Linked DNA regions of Homo sapiens: region 2 is linked to region 1. A link is an interaction called in ENCODE POLR2A ChIA-PET data of the cell type or tissue named here. Cell type or tissue: IMR-90. All regions are shown on one strand. Each heading gives the region's core, and the rest is flanking DNA. Links, peaks and the distances in the headings are about the cores only.

Region 1 (7,456 bases), core at 2,058-4,557:
GAGTGGGCTGGGGTTCCAGGAATTGGAAGTATCAGGGTGGAAATAGGAACTTTATACCAAGCCCCATGACCAGCTGTGCTTCAAGTGAGTTTTAAAATTAATTGGTCCCTTCCCTGAAGAGGGTCTGGCTCAGAAGAAACAGGAACTGGTAGAGCTGCACCCTGTCCACAGTGATCCACTACTAAAAATACTCATACCTAGGAGGACCTTAAACTTCTGAATGCTGGTTCAGTAAGGCTCCACTGTAAAATCAAACATCTTTTGTGGTATTCATTTTTTTATTGCTTGATGTCTGGAACAGTTACCGAAACTAGACCTGTATCGCGCATCTCTACTAGTGCTTGGGCCTCAAAGCAGTGCTCATCACCTAACTGCACAAAGAAATGCTATTAGGTCCAATTATGAGATAAGCTGAATTATAAATACACAATTTTCAGAACGACAGGCACTTAAAGCTCATTAAGTAAAATACAAAAATAGATTATATTAATAAGAAATATTTAGTGTTCATCAAATTGTAAATCTAGGCTTTTGCCATTTTTTAAAAAGGATACTGGAAACTGAAAAGAGATGACATTCATATGAACAATGCATTTTTCAAACTTTTGTTCTGAGCGCTGAACAATCTAAGAAATTTTAGCGCAATCTAAGAAAAAAGACTTACCACAAAGCACCTAAAATAACATTGTAGATGGGTGGGAACGCTGTCAACCATTTCTTAGTTTCCCTCCCAAGTCTCAGTATCAAGGCATCAAGATTACATTCCACAAACGATTGTCAGCCTTCGGAAATCAGGTCAGTGTGCCTGTATGTCAGAGACGTTAAAACCCTTAGGAGGTAGCTCTCCTTCCTGTTTGCTCTTCCCCCACAGGCGCAAGTGAGTTATGCTTCGGATTCTGCGCCTCTATGTTCGTTTGGATTTCCATCATCGTCATCTGGTTGATCGTTTAACAGTACATATTTTCCGTCATTGGTTAGTGGTATGGACAGCATTAATTGAGCCAGTGCTTCTGGATCCTGAAGTTAGGAGAGTTTAAAAGGGAAAAAAGAAAAGGCTTAAGATGCATTTAAACCCCTTTGGCCTGGCTTTCAATATGTTCTGTAATCTAGTCTTGTTTCTCCTGACTCTTGTGTATATGTGCCTTCCGCTGAGTCTCCTTGCTTCTCAAACTCAGGCATGTCACTTCTAGAATCTAGACTGTTTTCCTCTGAGCCAAAATATTGTTTACGTAGTCAATTCGTATCATCTTCCCAAAGATTCCACAGAGGAACTTCCTTCACAGAACTTTTGTCTTCTCTATCTTTAAACTCCTTCTTTTCTCACGTTTAATCTATACCAGAAGTTGGCAAACTATGGTCATTTGGCTAACCATTTGATTTTTATTGGAAAACAGCTGCGGCCATTTATTTACATACTGTCCATGCTGCTGCTGCTTTTTTTTGGTGGGGGGGGGGGTGGTGCGGCGGTTGGAGACAGAGTCTCGCTCTATCGCCCAGGCTGGAGAGCAGTGGTATGATCTCAGCTCACTGCAACCTTCGCCTCCCCGGTTCAAACGATTCTTGTGCCTCAGTCTCCCGAGTAGCTGGGACTACAGGTGTGCACCACCACACCCGGCTAATTTTTGTATTTTTAGTAGAGATGGGGTTTCACCATGTTGGCCAGGCTGGTCTTGAACTCCTGACCTCAGGTGATCCTCCTGCCTCTGCCTCCCAAAGTGCTGGGATTACAGGCATAAGCCACCATGCCTGGCCTGCTTTTGTCTTATGATAGCAGAGTTGAATCTGTTGCAAGGGAGATAGCCAAAAACATAAAGACCCTTTATAGAAAAAGTTTGCCAACTTTTGACCAATACCATTAAATACTAGCTTACAGTGCTTGCCACTATTTCATGTATGTGGCCTTAGTCCTTGGTCTTTCTGACCTCTCCAAGACTGAACTGCACTAATATGGTAGCCACTGGCTACATGTTACTATGTAAATTTGAGTTAAATTTAAAAATCCAGTTCCTCAGTCACACTTGCCATATTCAATCTGCATATTAAATTGTGCAGATATAAATCATTTCCATTATTGCAGAAAGTTCTGTACATTGCTGAACTAGAAGCCCCCTGGGGGCAGGGACTATATCTGTCTTGTTCAATTACACAAACTAGGCTCTCAAAAATTTGCTGAATGAACAAAAGATTAAAAGCTGCTGAAAGACAGGGAGGTCTCAGAATCCTCATTTCTTAAAAGCTCCCAGGTGACGTCTGTCAATGCTGTGGGGCATGTGATCATACTCTGAGGAGCAAGGCCTTAGAGCAGCACACGGTGGGTACTTATCTATCATCTTAATCTGAAAGAGGAAATCTAGCCAACTAGTATGCAAGCAAGAAAACAGATAAGCAGGAGCTCCAGCAGTGATAAGAAGTCCTCATGTGTTAACAGTGAACATGGAACTAGCTGATCAAAAACCTCTGGTGGTTAGAATACTTTTAAAAGGAAATCCCAAACTTGGCCACACTTTCCAGTGAACATCACTTTTCTTTTTGAAAAGACTCTTGGTATGTGTACACAGATGTGTTTTGAGTAGCTACTAAACCAGCGCTAGAATGCATCTTACCTTCTGAACCTCAATAATTTCTTTTCCCAAATTAATAGCATAACATATCTGCAAAAGACAAGAAAAGTAGTGATTGGCAAAAGTAGAGAAGGATAAAATTTTAGAACAAATGTGATTTGGGAGTACAGTGAGGTCACTGTTCTCACTGTTCCCACTTGGGAACACAGGACCTGGCTGCAGGAGACTCATCACATAGGGCCCGGGGCATTTGCGTCCAACTGTCCTGACCTCTGTTGCCAATTTATGCCACACAAAAAATATTCCAGGTAAGTGAAACTCAGGTAATTCCAGTGTTAAAAGTTCTTAATAGGAATTTTTCTTCTCTCTCTTAAATGTATTTAGCCACGATATGTCCATATACACAGTGGCAAACAGATAATTTACTGAAAGGATTGGTTAATTGTGATAAATTCTAAGTAGCAGATAGAGTCAAAAGTTTTTCATACTAAACCAACAGCTTGTGTGTAACTTTTCTAATATCTTCCTTGGTTTTCTCTCTGAGACTAAATTATTCTCTATTGTAGCTTTTGCCTTAATTTTTTTTAAAGAACAAATTTGAGGGGAACTGCTTTCAACATTTCCTTATATCCCGACTAAATAATATGTCTTGCCATGAAATTTCTTCCTCATTCACCCTATTCTGGTTGATAGGTATTTTCCACAGAGAAATTTAAATCGAGTTTTCTTTCAGTGAGGCCTTCTTAGGAGGTATTATCTGAACTCCTGGATGGAGACATGCAGAATAATCAACTAAATATCCAAGGAAGTAATGCCAGAAAACTCTTTTAAAATGGACTTGTTTGGACTGGGATATTATGGGATCTTCACATGAAAAAGAGACCTTTTCGCCTTCTGAGTTGCTTTCAAAAATGTATGTACTCAGAGATTCTTCTCCAGTGGATTCAGGAACACGGATGACAAAACCAACCAGTCTCTTGTTTTCTTGATGAGCAGCAAATTGTGTGACACTGGTAAGTTCAAACTGGGGGGTGGAAAAAAAGGCAACAGATCATACAACTACTAGAATTAAAAACTGACAAGGCTACTCTCTGGAAAAGTCATGAGAAAAAGTATCCTATTAGTCCTATTAGTGGCAGATCTTTATTAATAAAGTGCCTAGGCTGTGTTTAAGGTAGATACAAAGGTGAATTAAGGAGTAATCACTAACATGAACCTGTATGCGGTACTTACATTGGCCCTTGATACTTGAGTCTGTGGATCTATCAACCTGAAATTTTAAAAGATACATTATGTCACAAATGTTGGATAAATTTAATATTCCTAGAAGAGTTTGTAGAAGTCCAGAATAAATACAAATTCCCCGAAATAGAGATAAAGCCTGTTAGAGGGTGAGGCGAGATAGCTGTGTGTGACCACGTGTCCTGCTTTCTGCCTTTAAGGAACCTGTGTAGCTAAAGCTCAGGGTACCTATAATGGAAGATTATATAGCAAGTAGAAGATTTAACTTCACAGGATTCTGCAACTTACCCAAACAGACAGCATTATAATCCTCAACAGATCTGCTATATAATATGGATGGATTATATTCTGTACAGCCTCCCTCTCAACAAACATCCATTGGCAACTTTAATGTCCCTGAAGTGCAAGATCAACTTAGTCTAAATTTAACATTATTGAAAAAGATGAGGTAGCGGTGACAAAATAGTGAAGGGATTTTGACAAAACTCTTATCAATTTGGGTAAAAGAGGAATAATGTTTAAGAAAGTATTCCAAAATATATTTCCTTGTTTTAATTATTTACTATTTATTTATTCTGAGAAGAGTCTTGCTGTCACACAGGCTGGAGTGCAGCAGCCCAGTCTTGGCTCACTGCAACCTCCACCTCCCGGGTTCAAGCGATTCTCCTGCCTCAGCCTCCTGAGTAGCTGGGATTACAGGTGTCAGCCAAAATGCCTGGCTAATTTTTGTATTTTTAGTAGAAGTGGGGTTTCACCATGTTGACCAGGCTGGTGTCGAACTCCTGACCTCAGGGGATCTGCCTGCTTCAGTCTCCCAAAGTGCTGGGATTACAGGCATGAACCACCGCGCCAGGCCTTCAGAATATATTTCTTCAACAGTATTTTAAGCATCATCTAATAATCAGGTTGACATATCCTAGAAAATAAACTATATGAGAGAATTTATTGCTATCTTAGATAAGTGGTTATAAATTTCTACTGTATTGTACTCGTGTTGGAATAATTAACATGCTATTATGTAAATTATTACTATACATTTTATAGGTGAAAGCAAAAATATAGTTTGTGGAAAAAATGGTTATGATTCCATTTATATGTTAAATGTCCAGATCTATAGAGATGGCAATTTTAGTGGTTAGTGGCTTCCTAGGGCTGGGTGGGTTGCCAGGGGCTAATGGGTATTCTTTCTGAGGTGATGAAAATGTTGTAAAATTGATTGTGATGATGGTTGTACAACTCTGAATATACTAGAAACCACTGAATTGTACATTTAAATTGTATGTGAATTATATCTCAGTAAAACTGTTACACCCCCATGCCCCCAACAAAAGGCTACAGTTGGAAATACGTGCAGTTACACTTATTAAACCGTAAGACTTATAATCAGAGAACTCGAGATTGAGTTCTACCCTGGCTACTCACCTGATCTTGTGCAAGTCACCCGGACTTCTTACAACTGGTTCATCTGTAAAACTGTGGTAAGAACCCCCACTTCCAAGAGGTGGTTATGACAGTTAATGAGAAGTGTGTATGGGAATTTAAGTAGACAAAGCTTAAGAAAAGTTACTTTTACGTCCCTATTAATGGGCATGAATTTAATTTTTTGAATATAGATCATAAACAGTTTTCCTCAAGTTGGAATAACTTTCATAGGTATTTTGTAAAATTCCCTTATAAGTGAAAACTTAACACATGCATATTTTGTGGGTCACTTTCAGAAGTTTGCTGTTTAAATCAGGTAACCTAGATTTCTCTTTTTTTATTATTATACTTTAAGTTCTGAGATACATGTGCAGAACGTGCAGGTTTGTTACATAGGTATACATGTTGCTGTGGTGGTTTGCTGCGCCCATCAACCCGTTATCTACATTAGGTATTTCTCCTAATGCTATCCCTCCCCTTGACACCCACCCACCAACAGGCCCCAGTGTGTGATGTTCCCCTTCCTGTGCCTATATGTTCTCATTGTTCAGCTCCCACTTATGAGTGAGAACATGCGGTGTTTGGTTTTCTGTTCCTGTGTTAGTTTGCTGAGAATGATGGTTTCCAGCTTCATCCATGTCCCTGCAAAGGACATGAAGTCATTCTTTTTTATGGCTGCATAGTATTCCTTGGTGTATATGTGCCACATTTTCTTTATCCAGTCTATCATTGATGGGCATTTGGGTTGGTTCCAAGTCTTAGCTATTGTGAATAGTGGTGCAATACACATAGTGTGCATGTGTTTTTATAGAAAATGATTATAGTCCTTTGGGTATGTACCCAGTAATGGGATTGCTGGGTCAAATGGTTATTTCTGGTTCTAGATCCTTGAGGAATCGCCACACTGTCTTCCACAATAGTTGAACTAATTTACATTCCCAGCAGTATAAAAGCGTTCCTATTTCTCCACATCCTCTCCAGCATCTGTTGTTTCCTGACTTTTTAATGATCGCCATTCTAACTGGTGTGAGATGGTATCTCATTGTGGTTTTGATTTGCATTTCTCTAACGACCAGTGATGATGAGCTTTTTTTCACGTTTGTCAGCCGCATGTCTTCTTTTGAAAAATGTCTGTTCATATCCTTCACCCACTTTTTGACGGGGTTGTTTTATTCTTGTAAATGTGTTTAAGTTCTTTGTAGATTCTGGATATTAGCCCTCTGTCAGATGGATAGATTGAAAAAATTTTCTCCCATTCTGTAGGTTGCCTGTTCACTCTGATGATAGTTTCTTTTGCTGTGCAGAAGCTCTTTAGTTTAATTAGACCCCATTTGTCAATTTTGGCTTTTGTTGCCATTGCTTCTGGTGTTTTCATCATGAACTCTTTGCCCATGCCTCTGTCCTGAATGGTATTGCCTAGGTTTTCTTCTAGGGTTTTTATGGTTTTAGGTCTTACATTTAAATCTTTAATCCATCTTGACTTAATTTTTGTATAAGGTGTTAAGAGGAAGGGGTCCAGTTTCAGTTTTCTGCATATGGCTAGCCAGTTTTCCCAACATCATTTATTAAATAGGGAGTCCTTTCCTCATTTCTTGTTTTTGTCAGGTTTGTCAAAGATCAGATGGTTGTAGATGTTTGGTGTTATTTCTGAGGCCTCTGTTCTGTTCCATTGGTCTATATATCTGTTTTGGTACCAGTACCATGCTGTTTTGGTTACTGTAGCCTTGTAGTATAGTTTGAAGTCAGGTAGCATGATACCTCCAGCTTTGTTCCTTTTGCTTAGGATTATCTGGGCTATGCGGGCTCTTTTTTGGTTCCATATGAAATTTAAAGTAGTTTTTTCTAACTCTGTTAAGAAAGTCAGTGGTAGCTTGATGGGAATAGCACTATTACTTTGGGCAGTATGGCCATTTTCACGATATTGATTCTTCCTATCCATGAGCATGGCATGTTTTTCCATTTGTTTGTGTCCTCTCTTATTTCCTTGAGCAGTGGTTTGTAGTTCTCCTTGAAGAGGTCCTTCACATCCCTTGTAAGTTGTATTCCTAGGTATTTTATTCTCTTAGTAGCAATTGTGAATGGGAGTTCACTCATGATTTGGCTGTTTGTGTATTATTGGTGTATAGGAATGCTTGTGATTTTTGCACATTAATTTTGTATCCTGAGACTTTGCTGACGTTGCTTATCAGCTTAAGGAGTTTTTGGGCTGAGACGATGGAGTTTTCTAAACA
Region 2 (2,500 bases), core at 1-2,500, 160 kb after region 1:
GAATAATTCGGTGTATCTTGTTTCATAAGGCTCATGTGAAACTCAAAAATAACATGAAAGCACACTGTAAACTGTAATTATTACTATATAATAATATTATTATCACCATTTTGAAGGCAAAGTGGTTTTCCTTGAATATTTTTCTATAAGAACATGGCAAATATTTTTTGATGCATTAACATATTATTACAATACCCCTAAATCTGAAATCTCCATTCTGAGCCCTGTTTTACTTTTTGAGTTACTCAGGTAAACTGGATAATTGTTTCCCCTTTCCCTGAGATAGCAGGATGGCTGCCTCTCTTGGCTTTTGTCTGGTGGACTTGGTTAACATGACAGATTGATATGCAGTAGTGTACTTGAGTTAAGTGGATTCCGTATGCCTGATGCATGGAGAAACTGGTATGGAGTAAAAGGGTCAAGTGGCCATAAGGAGTAGTGAGATGGATCAGCCCCTTGATAATTCTGGGTAGACTTGCCCCTGGAGTATGTTTCTATTAATAACTGTAAGCTTACACATCGTCCACCCCTATGTGGGACCTCCTCTGCTGGGAACTTCTAGGGCAACGCTGGGGGCAGCCAGCAATGGATGTTTGTAGAATGAAGTCAAACTTTGTTGCTCTTGAGAAATTGATAGTCTAGGTAGGAAGATTAAGCAATTGAGAATCACTGCAAAGCAGTGGATAATAGAATATAATCTGGACCTTCAAGTTTCCAGGAGATATTGAATGACACAGTTAAATCAGAGAAGTCCTCCTGGAGGAGTTGAGCTGGGGGTCTAGATGGAAATGTGAGAGGCATTTTGAGTACACAAAAGCTCTCCACTTTCACATTTTGATATCATCACTCTCTCAAGGTAGGAATTTGATTTTTCCCAACCTGCAACTATATAAAGGATGCAGCATATTTTTTCTGCATGGTCTGGAGTCTAGACCCCAAATTATGGAGAAACATCGGGATTGAATAGTTCATTTTAAAGTGTCACATTTGTTATAAGGCAGGGAGCTTTTGCACTCTCGCTCACTCTCACTCTTTCTCTGCAGTCAGATTCTTTACTCACTTGTTTTTCCCCCGAGCATGTCTCCGGACTAGGCAGAGAAATGACCAACCTTGCATTCTGAGTTAATGATGTCAGCAGGTTGGTCATTCCCTTTTATATAGTCACATTCATATAGACTATGAAGCAAGTCTTTGTAATGTAAATCAGAAATTCCTTTTTATGTAAACCAGAAAATCCCTTAAAAGTTTGGATAGTTCCCCATATCTACAGTAGTCTATTTTAATGCAGGCTAAGGCTGTAGAAATTATTTGCAGCAGGAGTTATCTCAGAAATATTCAGCTCATGATATTTGGTTAAATTGGTTAGTTGAATTTTTTCTGCCAGAGATATGTAATTGGTAACTGATCTTAACTTTGCAGGCAACTTACTGTCAGAATGTTTCCATAATAGTTTTCTGCTGTTTATGTAACAATAGTCCGAGGGGGAGGAGCTTGATAATTATTTACCCTATTTTATCAGTGTATCCCAGGGAGTTAATACAATCCTTTTGGGCCCAATATTTTAGATTAGTTATGTCCTTGTCCTCAATTAGCTAGATAATTGCATTCTTTTGAGGTAGCTATATTGGTCCAGGCTTAATTACATCTGTAAATGGTTTGGTAGTATTGAAATGATACAGCTCTGTTTAGCAATAGTGCAAGATTTGTGGGGGAAATAATGTAAAAATAATACAAAATTTTGTTGATATCATTTTTATCTTGCACTACTCCCCTTTCCCCACAAGTATGTACCATCCTTCTTTCTATTCTTTAAACATGCTGAACTCATTCTTGTTTTCTCTCTGTGGGAAACACTTTTTTGCTGGAGAGCTGATACTATGTTTATTTCTTGTCTCCTTTCCCCTCCCCCAAATGGAGGCCTCATGAAAGCCTATACATTTTGTTTACGGCTGTATCCTCAGCCTCTAGACTAGTTTCCACATTTTTAATGGAACTCACTCTTGTTTTCTCTCTGTGTGAAACACTTTTTTGCTGGAGAGCTGATACTATGTTTATTTCTTGTCTCCTTTCCCCTCCCACAAATGGAGGCCTCATGAAAGCCTATACATTTTGTTTACAGCCATATCCTCAGCCTCTAGACCAGTTTCCACATTTTAAATGGATTTTTTGGTTCTTGAAATATATTTGTTGAATGAATGAGTATATTTGGGAAACAAAAAAGATTCAAAATGAAGTCCTAAGTTGGTGTGGGCACACTGTACTGATGTAGCAATTGAGTGAAGAAAATAGAACCTCAGGAAGTCAGGGAAGCCTGCATGGAGGAAGTGGAACTTGATTTGGGTTTGAAGAATAGCGTGGAGGAAGTGGAACTTTATTTGGCTTTGAAGAATAGGTAAGATTTGGATAGCAGAAAATGGAAGGCAGGTCATTTTTAGTGCTGTAGGAAGTCCTAGAGACAGAAATGGGCTTGGCGCATTTCAGGTTAGTAAGAAGTCTAGCC

The links. ChIA-PET counts read pairs that join two places held together with the same protein. Peaks named below come from ENCODE experiments on the same cell type or tissue, not always from the same donor. Only the 100,000 strongest peaks of a DNase experiment are listed, where the experiment ranks them.
Region 2: POLR2A ChIA-PET joins it to region 1 with 11 read pairs; 2 of 35 experiments call an interaction of 5 or more read pairs at or near these places.

What each region holds. Positions count from the first base shown.
Region 1 is chr12:105,173,432-105,180,887 of GRCh38, forward strand. It overlaps APPL2 (adaptor protein, phosphotyrosine interacting with PH domain and leucine zipper 2), which reads right to left. Exons shown (of 21, transcript NM_018171.5): 18 at 3,795-3,831; 19 at 3,445-3,585; 20 at 2,604-2,651; 21 at 1-1,017. The coding sequence ends at 883. Among named protein-coding and RNA genes, the nearest start is that of APPL2, 59 kb to the right of the region's middle. In IMR-90, for the core only: no CTCF peak of the experiment used is centred there; no DNase peak of the experiment used is centred there.
Region 2 is chr12:105,333,679-105,336,178 of GRCh38, forward strand. All of the region lies in intron 1 of C12orf75 (chromosome 12 open reading frame 75), which reads left to right. Among named protein-coding and RNA genes, the nearest start is that of C12orf75, 4.2 kb to the left of the region's middle. In IMR-90, for the core only: no CTCF peak of the experiment used is centred there; DNase peaks (open chromatin) are centred at 523 and 1,133; H3K4me3 peaks cover 399 bases; H3K27ac peaks cover 845 bases.